4 separate regions of the Homo sapiens genome follow, and all the other regions are linked to region 4. Evidence: chromatin contacts called from ENCODE Hi-C or POLR2A ChIA-PET data. All regions are on one chromosome and are shown on one strand. The core of a region is the stretch at or near the end of the contact, and the rest is flanking DNA. Distances in the headings are between cores, read along the strand shown.

Region 1 (2,700 bases), core at 50-2,549, 4.1 Mb after region 4:
CGCGGCCAAGCTCGGGGCGTCCCCTCCCCTCGGCCGGGCGAACTCAAGGGGCGCAGCTCTTTGCTTTGACAGAGCTGGCCGGCGGAGGCGTGCAGAGCGGCGAGCCGGCGAGCCAGGCTGAGAAACTCGAGCCGGGAACAAAGAGGGGTCGGACTGAGTGTGTGTGTCGGCTCGAGCTCCGGGCAGAGGCATTTGGGCCCGAGGCCCCCGCTGTGACTCCCCGAGACTCCGCAGTGCCCTCCACTGCGGAGTCCCCGCGCTTGCCGGCAAAAACTTTATTCTTGGCAAACTTCTCTTTCTCTTCCCCTCCTCCTCGGCCCCCATCTTCTGCTCCTCCTCCTTCTCTAGCAGATTAAATGAGCCTCGAGAAGAAAAACCGAAGCGAAAGGGAAGAAAATAAGAAGATCTAAAACGGACATCTCCAGCGTGGGTGGCTCCTTTTTCTTTTTCTTTTTTTCCCACCCTTCAGGAAGTGGACGTTTCGTTATCTTCTGATCCTTGCACCTTCTTTTGGGGCAAACGGGGCCCTTCTGCCCAGATCCCCTCTCTTTTCTCGGAAAACAAACTACTAAGTCGGCATCCGGGGTAACTACAGTGGAGAGGGTTTCCGCGGAGACGCGCCGCCGGACCCTCCTCTGCACTTTGGGGAGGCGTGCTCCCTCCAGAACCGGCGTTCTCCGCGCGCAAATCCCGGCGACGCGGGGTCGCGGGGTGGCCGCCGGGGCAGCCTCGTCTAGCGCGCGCCGCGCAGACGCCCCCGGAGTCGCCAGCTACCGCAGCCCTCGCCGCCCAGTGCCCTTCGGCCTCGGGGGCGGGCGCCTGCGTCGGTCTCCGCGAAGCGGGAAAGCGCGGCGGCCGCCGGGATTCGGGCGCCGCGGCAGCTGCTCCGGCTGCCGGCCGGCGGCCCCGCGCTCGCCCGCCCCGCTTCCGCCCGCTGTCCTGCTGCACGAACCCTTCCAACTCTCCTTTCCTCCCCCACCCTTGAGTTACCCCTCTGTCTTTCCTGCTGTTGCGCGGGTGCTCCCACAGCGGAGCGGAGATTACAGAGCCGCCGGGATGCCCCAACTCTCCGGAGGAGGTGGCGGCGGCGGGGGGGACCCGGAACTCTGCGCCACGGACGAGATGATCCCCTTCAAGGACGAGGGCGATCCTCAGAAGGAAAAGATCTTCGCCGAGATCAGTCATCCCGAAGAGGAAGGCGATTTAGCTGACATCAAGTCTTCCTTGGTGAACGAGTCTGAAATCATCCCGGCCAGCAACGGACACGAGGTGAGCGGGCCGCTGCCCCAGTTCCGAGAGGCGTGGCGGGTCCCTGGGAAACTCAGAGAGGGAGGAAGGGAACGAAGGCGCCCGGCCGCCCGGCTGAGGGTCCCGAGTAGATCCCTCGTTTGTTTTGGGGTGTGTGCGTAGCTGGGCCCCCGGTCCGCAGTGTGTGTGTGTGTGTGTGTGTGTGTGTGTGTGTGTGTGTGTGTAGGATGGGAGGTAGAGGGGCAGGGTAACTTATTCCAAATGGATCAGTTTAGGGGGTTCGGTGGCTGAACGGTTGGTTCGCGGGCAGGAACCCACAATGTTTCGCCTTCGGTCTTTTTGTTGGGCTGAGGGGTGCCGTGCTTTAAAGCGAGTAGGGCTGAATAACGCTACTGATAAATTCTTCCGTGGGACGGAAAACAAAGTGCACACGCTATCTCTTGGTAGATGTCTCTGCAAAAGTGCGTTAAACCACCAAAGGCTTAGGTGGAGACGAGCAGAGCCACAGGCGGGAGGAAGGGGAGGCGGGCGTGGGCTGGGGCAGGCGGGGCCGTCCCTACCACCGGTGAGCCGGGCCGCGGGGAGCAGGCCGGCCGATGGGGCGCGCACCCGGGCTGCGGGGGCGGTGCGGGGTTCAGTCCCTGCGGCCCCAGCGCCTGGGCTAGCAGCTGGGAGCTGTGGGTGCGCCGAGCCGACCCACCGCAAGGGTACACCCTGGCTGTACCGCCCCCAACTCTAGTTTTCTCCAACCGCCATCACTTGGAAACAAACCCACAACTTTTATTTGGGGTTTGGGACCGGATCAGGCCTTAAATCTACGCAGAAGAAAGGCGGAGAAGCAGCGGAAGCCGGGCACTAGTCCTGCAGGGTGGAAGGCGCTTTATCGGGTCTTCTGGCCCGCTGCGGGCGATAGAGCTGGTAACCTGAGTAGAGTAAATAGAGACACGTGGGTGCTGGCTAGAGAAAGCGCGGAGCAGGGCCGCGCTGGAGGGCTGTTTGAAGCCTAGTCCAGAGCTGGTCTAGGGGGCGGATGGACCCTGATACCCGACACTCCACTGGTCACCCTTGTTCCACAACTGGGAAACCCTCTGGAGGAAATCCGGTAGAAAAGTCCTGACACCCGAATGATTTAACCAACGCCTTTTCCCTCCAAAGAAACTTGGAGGATATACCTTTTTTTCCTTAAATGGCATCTTTCTACCCCCAAAAAGAAAGTGTGTGGTTTTGAGGGCGGGGACATTTTGGGTTTTAAACAGCGCGTTTAAGAACACCTCAGATCTGCCTTCTCTATCCCAATGGCAGAGGTGAGTACGAATTTTGAAAGGCTGGGGGCCTGCGTTCAGAGAACAGAATGGTGTTCTTTACCCGTTGAATCCAGTTTGAGCGGGCTGGGGGCGGGGGTAGGGTGCACCTAACCCCGCGTAAAAGATTTGTGACTACTGTGTGCTGGGA
Region 2 (2,700 bases), core at 141-2,640, 3.7 Mb after region 4:
GACCATTCTGAGTGCCTAAATTAAGAATAGAGTAACATCAAATCTTTCCATTGTAAAAGTAAATAAAATCTCAAAACAGTATCATGTGGTCTATTTCATTCACATACATATCCTTGTATGTAACACCCTTAAATTAAGATGTATTATTCCACATTTTAAAACTACTTGTATTTAAAGGTGACTGATAAACAAGAGGCCAAGAATGTTAGCTTTCCTGATGGTAATCAAACGTGGCACTTCCTTAACGTTCTGATGACCAGGCTCCTTACTCAGAGTCTAATTTTGTTTGGAGTGGTGTCCAGAAAAGTGCCACGAGCCCAGTTGGAGAAACACCGCTTTAAACAAAGAGCACAAAAAGTGAGCTCTGAAGTCGAATCCTTAGCTATGCCATTTACTGGGAATATAAAGGGCAAGGAGCTAGCCTCCTTATCTCTAACATGGGAATTCTGTCTACTTTATACAGCTGTCATTAGGATTAAACGACGTGGGCTATCCGTCCCAACACAATGCCTGGCACATATCAGGGTTCAATGTCTTGCCCTAAAGCACCACCTGCGTAAAGGCATACCCTTTAATACTAATTTTGATATTACACAAGTTTCTTTGGGTTATGGCACCTGCTTTCTTCCCACTTCTGGAAACATCGTGATGTTATTTAGCAAATCGGTTATACAGATATGCATACGAGCAACTTCGTTAAGGGAACTACCCAACGTAAAACATAATCAATACTTGAACTAATTTAATCTTCCCATTCCACCCCTTGTAACCACCTCATTTGTTGTCACAAGCCTCTCACTAAAATTAAACTAAAACAGAATTACCAGACACCAAAACTTGACACGTAAAACCAGTGCGAGTGATTTATGAAGCCATTATTCTGTTTGCATCTCCAAAAGCAAGACAGAAACTTCTAACACATTTTTCTCTTCCTTGACATGGGCCTTGGACGCAGAAGCCAAATAGCGAAACCACCCGAACTCGCCGGACCCTGCCCTCCCAAAGACTAAGGACACGTACAGGCGTGCTGTGAAAACGTGGGTGTAAAATATGAAAACGTTTGGCGATTTTCCAGACTCAAACCGCCAAACCACAACTCGTTAGTCTCCAAACGCTACACTTGGAATGCAGCAAAGTCCCGGGTGGTGAGCTGTGGCTACTCACGGCTTTGGAGGTGCCACCAGGAACAAGGGATTTCCAAAGATCAAAGTAAGGAACTTCCTCACCACCAACCTCCCTGTTGTGCCCCTTACCCCTACACCAGCTCAAAGGACTGCTTCTGAGAGCTCTAGGCTTCCTCAGCTCCTCGGATGGCAGCCGATTGGTAAGGAAATAAAGACAGGGAAAAGAGAACAACATCCATACCTGCAGACAACGTCCCCGGAAGAGGAAGAAAAAAGCCTTTGCCAGTTCAAAGGTCAAATAGAATTGCGCAGGACAGGAAGTTGCGTCAGAGAGAGAGTATCCGTGTTGTACGGAAGCCGACGCACCTCTCCGACGTGGGCAGAGATGCAGGGAACCACCACGTTGTACGGCAACCAACGTGCCGCCCCTCTGTGGGCGGGGATTCACACTAGCTGTCTGTGTCAAGGCCACGCAGAAATCTATTGGAAATCGCTGTGGAAACAAACGCAAATGAAAAGCCGCAAAGAGCAAAGGTGGGACAAAATCAACTTCTTTCGTTGTCATGGACACTGCACTTTTAATCTAAAGGGCGCCAGCTCTGGCGTTAGACCTGGGTTTAAATCCCAACTCTTGACATTTATGGTTAAGGGACCTTCAAGGACCAGGGACCTTCAAGAACCTTCCCTTCTTCAACCTTCCCTTCTCTTTCCTTGTCATTTATTCAGAGCACAAGCTTTACAAACAAATTGGGATTTTAATCCAGTGTCTGCTAATTATTAGCTATGTTACTTTGAGCAAGCCCTTAAATCTCTAAAAGGAAGATATTAGGAACTACCGTGCCATGTTATGTCATGATCAAAGGCATTATGAAGTTAAAGCACTTAGCACAGGGTCTTATAGAGAGGAAGTGCTCAGTAAATGGTTGCTAATCTTATGATTATGTACAAAGAACTACTTGAGGCTTTTCATGGGTGGTAAAGTTTAACCTTTAAAACAGTATGTAAAATTTTACATTAAGCGCACGTGTGTATTTTTCTGAGAAGAGGGTCCCTGGCTTTCATCACCTTGTCAAAGGGATTCATGACCTCTAAAAAAGTAAAGAACTCTTTGCCTGGGCTGTAAAAGACAATTCTAAAAGGGGCCTTTAAGTTTTTAATCTTAGATCAGGCTCCCTGGAAACACACCTCGAAGAGACTTGAGTGTTGGCTTATGGGGAGCGCTCTTAGAATGCACCTCCAGGAAGCTGAGAAAGGCGGGGTCAGGTGATCCACAACGTGGTTGCTGTGAGGCAGCTGCATTGCCCCAGAAGAGAGGATTTGGATAGGATATCCCAGTACCCACTCAACTTTCCTTCTAGTATTTCTAATCCATCTAGCAAACCAAGAAAGCAGGCAAGTGACTGAGGGCATGTAGTCTGTCTTGAACTGTGAGGCCTATTGATTCTATCAAGCCTCACATCACTGCCATCTTTGTCACAACACCAGATGGAAGGCTCTGGTTATATCCTTCCCTCTGCTCACTCTCAAATAGCTGCTTCTCCCCCGACCTTGTCATCAGCTACTTCCCTCCTTTCCA
Region 3 (2,700 bases), core at 155-2,654, 4.2 Mb after region 4:
AACGCCTGGCTAATTTTTTGTATTTTCAGTAGAGACAGGGTTTCACTATGTTGACCAGGCTGGTCTCAAACTCCTGACCTCATGATCTGCCCCCCTCGGCCTCCCAAAGTGCTGGGATTACAGGCATGAGCCACTGCACCCAGCTGAGAGTATTTTCTAACACCGGATTTGTTCATAGTAGTTTCCGAGTTCCAAGACATGGTTCCACCTACCCCCACGCTGTGTCATTGAAGTTCCCAAAGTGGAAATACGCTTTACAATTGATGTCAGAAAAAGTTAACCATTTTCCCCAGAAAAACTACTATTAACAGTGAATCTTAAGAACATGAAAGGGCCATGATTTTCATTTTACAAAGATATCTTGAGTTAAAACGATCCTTCAGAGAACTCCATTTTACTAAACAGAATTGAAGTCTAGGTGATGGCTATCAGAGGCTCACCATCTTTTTCAGCAAGTCATCTCATAAGTTGCCTGGTTTTCTTCTTAATCTCAAACTTTCACTTGTATTATAGGTAAATAAAAATATCACTGGCCGGGTGCAGTAGCCCACGCCTGTAATCCCAGCACTTCAGGAGGCTGAGGTGGGTGGGTCACGAGGTCAGGAGTTTGAGACCAGCCTGACCAACGTGGTGAAACCCCGTCTCTACTAAAAATATAAAAATTAGCTGGGCGTGGTGATGTATGCCTGTAATCTCAGCTACTCGGGAGGCTGAGGCAGGAGAATCGCTTGAACTCAGGAGGCGGAGGTTGCAGTGAGCTGAGATTGCGCCACTGCACTTCAGCCTAGGCGACAGAGCGAGACTCCGTCTCAAAAAACAAATAAATAAATAAAAATATCACTAAGGGGAAGCATAGGAGAGAGGAAAAAAAGTGGCCAAGTACGGTGGCTCACGCCTGTAATCCCAGCACTTTGGGAGGCTGAGGCAGGCAAATCATGAGGTCAGGAGTTCAAGACCAAACTGGCCAGCAATGGTGAAACCCCGTCTCTATTAAAACTATAAAAAATTAGCCAGGCATGATGGCACACGCCTGTAGTCCCACCTATTCGGGAGGCTGAGGCAGGAGAATTGCTTGAACCTGGCAGGTGGAGGTTGCAGTGAGCCAAGATTGTAACACTGCACTCCAGACTGGGCGACAGAGCAAGACTCCATCTCAAAAAAAAAAAAAAGTATCCTCTTGACCTAAAACTTGGTCTTTACTTTCAAGTGTCATAAAAGATTCATGACGGTTAGGAGGCAAGTTTGGGGAGGTGAGGAGAACCAAGAGCAGTGACACCAGGCCCAGCAGCACTGCCAGGACCCACCCTCCCTCTTGAACAAGTGCTGCCAAAACACAGTGGAGGATGATGCAAGGCACCTGGGGCTCTCACTGAGGCTCAGTTCTTAACCACAGACTGAAGCAAACAGCAGCAGCGGGCCTATATTTGGAAGCAGAGAACCTGACTGACATGACCTTCCCTCCCCCCGCCCCAAGAGCTCTCCGTGGCAAGCAGCTACGTTCACCTGAGAACGCAGAGACATGGAGTTGGGAAAGAAAAAGCTACTCCCTCACCTCCCATGTCTAAAGGAAGGATGTTCAAAATTCCTTCCTGGTCCCAAACACGGTGCATGGAAAATATTTTTTGAAAACGATAAAAGGATATTGAGAGGCTAGGCCTTTTGACTATTTGGTAGGCTTAAAGTGTATTTTAAAATGCCAGCCAGAAAGACTGCTGCAGCCCCTACCTTCTCATCCCGGCAGTCTGATAGTTGCATTGCTGAGTTACATCTTTCCTGGAATTCAGTGGTCAAGAAAGAACCCTGCCATTTCCAGGACAAGGGCCTGCATCCTATGGGGACTCTGGTGAGACAGTAAGGAAGTGAAGCCCCCACTTAGGCCCAGGGCTCATGCCAAAGGTCAAGAGCCAGCCTGAGAGAGCAGGGAGCTGTCAGACCACAAGGGTAACCTTTAGCGATGGAAATGCGGGTGGCCTCACAGGTGCTTCCTTTGGTTCGTTAGGCAGCATTTTATAAGAATAACCTAAAAGTGTCCTACCCAGGTTCTATGTGCGGTACAAATGCACCGATGTATTTATTTTCCCACTATGTTATAGATTCAAAATTTTTAAAATTAATAAGCTCCCTTTTATCAGTCATAAAATGAAGAAAAAAAATCTCTTGACTATTAGACCTATGACCCAGAACACCAAACAAGGATGCCCATTTTAGGGAGAGTCCTGTCTGAAATTTTGGATCGGAGATTTTCAAATGGGCTATTTTGTACTTAATTTTATCAAAACCTAGTTCTAGTCTAGGCTATGTGACAAAATATCTAGTGACTTTGGGCACATCCCTTAAGCTTTCTGCTAATGAGGCTATTGGACCTCAGGATTTCTGATGTCTTTCCAACTCCAAAATTCTATCTTGGAAGACACTTTCTTAAGCCAATGATTAAAAGAAGCTTACGTTACACTACTTCACTTTGTTGGCAAAGAAGAAACAGATGTTCCTTAAAAATTGTTCTCTGTGCCCTTATTACTGCTTTCCTGGTAAGAAATCTGGCAGCGACGGCCCCAGGCAGGTTTTACACAAATGCCTTGTCCTGCCATTCCCTCCCCGTCACTCCCACTTTAAAAATTAACAGCAGGTCAAAGAAGAGGAGAAATAGCTTCTGCCTAAATTACCAACTTTTACTTTTATAATCATTTGAGTGTATTACAA
Region 4 (2,700 bases), core at 44-2,543:
TAATTATCTCATTATATATTACAATGCAATAATAATAGAAATAAAGTGCACAATAAATGAAATGGGCTTGAATCATCCTGAAACCATCTCCCGTGGCCCCAACCCCAGTCTGTGGAAAAAGTCTTCCATGACACTGGTTCCCAACAGGGATTGCTGGTCTCTACAGTGTCTATCCTCTCTCTCTCTTTTTCTTTAAACAGAGTCTCACTCTGTTGCCCAGACTGGCGTGCAATGGCGCCATCCCGGCCTCACTGCAACCTCTGCCTCCCGGATTCAAGTGATTCTCCTGCCTCAGCCTCCCGAGTAGTTGGGATTACAGGCACCCACCACCAAGCCCAACTAACTTTTGTATTTTTAGTAGAGATGGAATTTCGTCATGTTGGCCAGGCTGGTCTCAAACTCCTGGCCTCGTGATCCGCCCACCTCGGCCTCCCAAAGTGCTGGGATTACAGGTTTGAGCCACGGCACCCGGGTCTATCCTCTCTTGACACCTACTCTCCTTAGGTTCTTCACACTTAGGTGATTCCAAATCTTTTCACTGAGGCAGAAAGGTAGCATTACCTTCTTCTAAGCTATAAAGGACTCCTGAGAGGTGTTTCCCATTTCATCATGTACCAGCTTTTACTTGTGGACTCTGGATGTCCATTACGATGCAAGCGGCAGGAGAGAAAGCGACTGGACTGCTCTGCTGGGTGTAAGGCGAGGGCAACCTGGAGCAAGTTCAAATCCCGCCTCTGCGGGAGGCAGAGGTTGCAGTGAGCCGAGATGGCGCCACTGCACTCCAGCATGGGCGACACGGTGAGACTCGTCTCAAAAAAAGAAAAAAAGAAAAAAAAAATTCCACTTCTGCTCGCCACACTCCACCATTCTCTGAGCCTCGGTTTACTCATGTGTAAGGGGGACTGCGATGATTAGAGGAGCTCGTGCATGCCACGCACTGGCTTGCTTGGTATCCTTGGAGTCACCGAAAGATTAGTTCAGCTCCCCGCCTGCCCACGCCCTGGGGCAACACTCATTTTGGGGAAAAGTCCTCCTTAATGCTGAAGTGATCCAGTTCCCTTCTTTTCTCTAGCTCGCCAATCGGGCTGGAGGAGAGGCCACTCGTTTGGGAAGGCGCGGTCCGGGTCGGTGTACCGCGCACCAAACCCTGCCAGAGAACTGAGAGAGGCGGCCAGGGGGCTGGGTACCTGGTGAGAAAGGCGCCAGCTGCCGGGTCACCTCGAGAGGAAGGAAGGGGCGGGAGCGCGAGTGGAGCGGGCGGAGCCTGAAAACCTCCGCGCCACCGCTGCGCTCTTTACAAAGGCCCCGGGCGCGAGAGGACGTGCTCTGCCAGCCAGTGGGAAGGCAGGCCGCGCGCGCGGGAGCGCGGGAGGATCGGCGGCTCGCGGTCACTGGTCCCTGGCTCGGTTCCCCGCACCCCGGGGCTCACACTTACCCGCGCGGAGGAGCAGCGGCCGGGTGTCCACCCCCATCCTGCGCCCAGTCTCCTCGATTCCCCTCGCTCTGAGCCGGGAGAGCCGAACAGCTGAAGAGAGTTCACTGACTCCCCAGCCCCAGGTACTTGCGGGGCGGCGGGCTGGGGGTGAGGTGGGGACTGGCCCTTTTCTGTTTATCCCGCAAAGACAGCAGCTTTGTCCAGGAGATTTTGGGGGTGTCGGATCGGAAGTCATCCCCCGCTGCTCCTGCTCACCTGGCACACGCTCACCATATGCTAAGGAAAGCCTGCAAAAATTATAGACAGCACCTCCCTGTTTTATAAAATATGAGAATATTTACATAAATGAGGAAACATTGGAGATGGGGGTGTGTTTTCTCTGTACTTTGGTATTCTTTTCAACGTTTTTCTAATCAGAAAACAAAAACGAATGCCATTTATGCAGTGTGGCTCCAGAGCAGTTGTGCGTGACCCCCCTCCCCCGCTTGCCAACTGCTACGGCCCCACGCTCTCGGTGGCCAAGCGAGACCTTTCTGAGGGGCCCTGGGCTCCCTGGAGTGCCGAGGTCCTTGGTCCTAGACCTGACTCCTTGCTTCAGTCTGGTTCATGAGAGAAATATAGTAATCCGTTGTTTTCTGGGACTTTCCCCAGATTTCAGATTGAAAGGTGGAATTTCCCAAATCCTCTGAAGCCAAAATCCACACTGAGCCTCACTGCGGATTTCCGCAGCCACCAGGAAGTGGGACTGGACCCCAGGTCAGGCCAGTCAAGTAGAGTGGGAGAAAGAAAATCTCATGTCTGAAAGACACCGAGCTTTCCTAAGGGTTTCCTCCTGCTGTTTGGTTTTCACTTTTTTTTTTTTTTTTTGATTCTTTGTTTTTGCAAGACCTGTGGTTTTAGTATTAATTCTGCCAAACAGCTGTGCCAGAGTTCACAAATATCTTCAGAGCCACACTTCAGGGTGATCCTGTTGAGCAGGGTTAGACAGGAGGATAACTTGGTCCTTTGCTCTGCTTCCAAGTTTCTGTTCCCCTCCTGTGTGCTCAGTGTTCGGTATTCGTTAGGGAGAAAAGCCTTGAAACTTCCTACTTGCAACCACCCAAAGACATACTCTTTCTTGAGAATATATTCAGGGGGAACTGGGGAGGCGAGGGGGTTGGGGGGAAATGAAAGTAAACATTTTCACCATCCAGAGCAGACCCCATTAGTTTGGTCAATCCTGTTTTAAAAAATAGACTTCTTAAAGCATGAGAAATCTGGTTGGC

Evidence for each region. Hi-C counts contacts between places; a loop is a spot of excess contacts on that map. ChIA-PET counts read pairs that join two places held with the same protein, here RNA polymerase II (POLR2A). Pooled maps may share reads with other maps.
Region 1: a map of OCI-LY7 shows a loop between it and region 4 (7-fold over the local background). The contact joins the promoter of LEF1-AS1 here to the promoter of TIFA in region 4. A Hi-C loop is called at or near these places in 1 of 168 maps with a recorded cell type or tissue (OCI-LY7) and 5 of 50 pooled maps. POLR2A ChIA-PET finds 5 or more read pairs at or near these places in 1 of 52 experiments (activated naive CD4-positive, alpha-beta T cell).
Region 2: a loop to region 4 is called in a pooled map, with 7 times the contacts of the local background. The contact joins the promoter of RPL34 here to the promoter of TIFA in region 4. A Hi-C loop is called at or near these places in 7 of 50 pooled maps. POLR2A ChIA-PET finds 5 or more read pairs at or near these places in 3 of 52 experiments (OCI-LY7, activated naive CD4-positive, alpha-beta T cell and endothelial cell of umbilical vein).
Region 3: a map of OCI-LY7 shows a loop between it and region 4 (18-fold over the local background). The contact joins the enhancer-like site here to the promoter of TIFA in region 4. A Hi-C loop is called at or near these places in 1 of 168 maps with a recorded cell type or tissue (OCI-LY7). POLR2A ChIA-PET finds 5 or more read pairs at or near these places in 1 of 52 experiments (activated CD4-positive, alpha-beta T cell).

Annotation. Positions count from the first base shown.
Region 1 is chr4:108,166,124-108,168,823 of GRCh38, reverse strand. LEF1-AS1 (LEF1 antisense RNA 1) reads right to left here and starts at 1,299. Exons shown (of 3, transcript NR_029374.1): 1 at 991-1,299. It overlaps LEF1 (lymphoid enhancer binding factor 1), which reads left to right. Exons shown (of 12, transcript NM_016269.5): 1 at 1-1,269. The coding sequence starts at 1,057. It overlaps LOC124900752, which reads right to left and starts at 885. Exons shown (of 2, transcript XM_047416528.1): 1 at 1-885. The coding sequence starts at 324. RefSeq lists enhancers at 203-292, 1,320-1,821 and a silencer at 1,699-1,938.
Region 2 is chr4:108,619,266-108,621,965 of GRCh38, reverse strand. RPL34 (ribosomal protein L34) reads right to left here and starts at 1,390. Exons shown (of 5, transcript NM_001319236.2): 1 at 1,366-1,390; 2 at 1-15. The coding sequence starts at 6. It overlaps RPL34-DT (RPL34 divergent transcript), which reads left to right and starts at 1,509. Exons shown (of 4, transcript NR_026968.1): 1 at 1,509-1,658. RefSeq lists enhancers at 1,378-1,427, 653-1,852.
Region 3 is chr4:108,035,120-108,037,819 of GRCh38, reverse strand. HADH (hydroxyacyl-CoA dehydrogenase) reads right to left here. Exons shown (of 8, transcript NM_005327.7): 8 at 2,649-2,700. Among named protein-coding and RNA genes, the nearest start is that of HADH, 47 kb to the right of the region's middle. Within about 2 kb of position 1,404, at least 4 of the 41 ENCODE cell types and tissues checked have a DNase peak (open chromatin) inside an H3K27ac peak, as active enhancers do; they include OCI-LY7, where a contact is called at or near this core.
Region 4 is chr4:112,284,497-112,287,196 of GRCh38, reverse strand. TIFA (TRAF interacting protein with forkhead associated domain) reads left to right here and starts at 1,293. Exons shown (of 2, transcript NM_052864.3): 1 at 1,293-1,557. RefSeq lists a silencer at 1,241-1,550 and enhancers at 2,191-2,310, 2,341-2,520.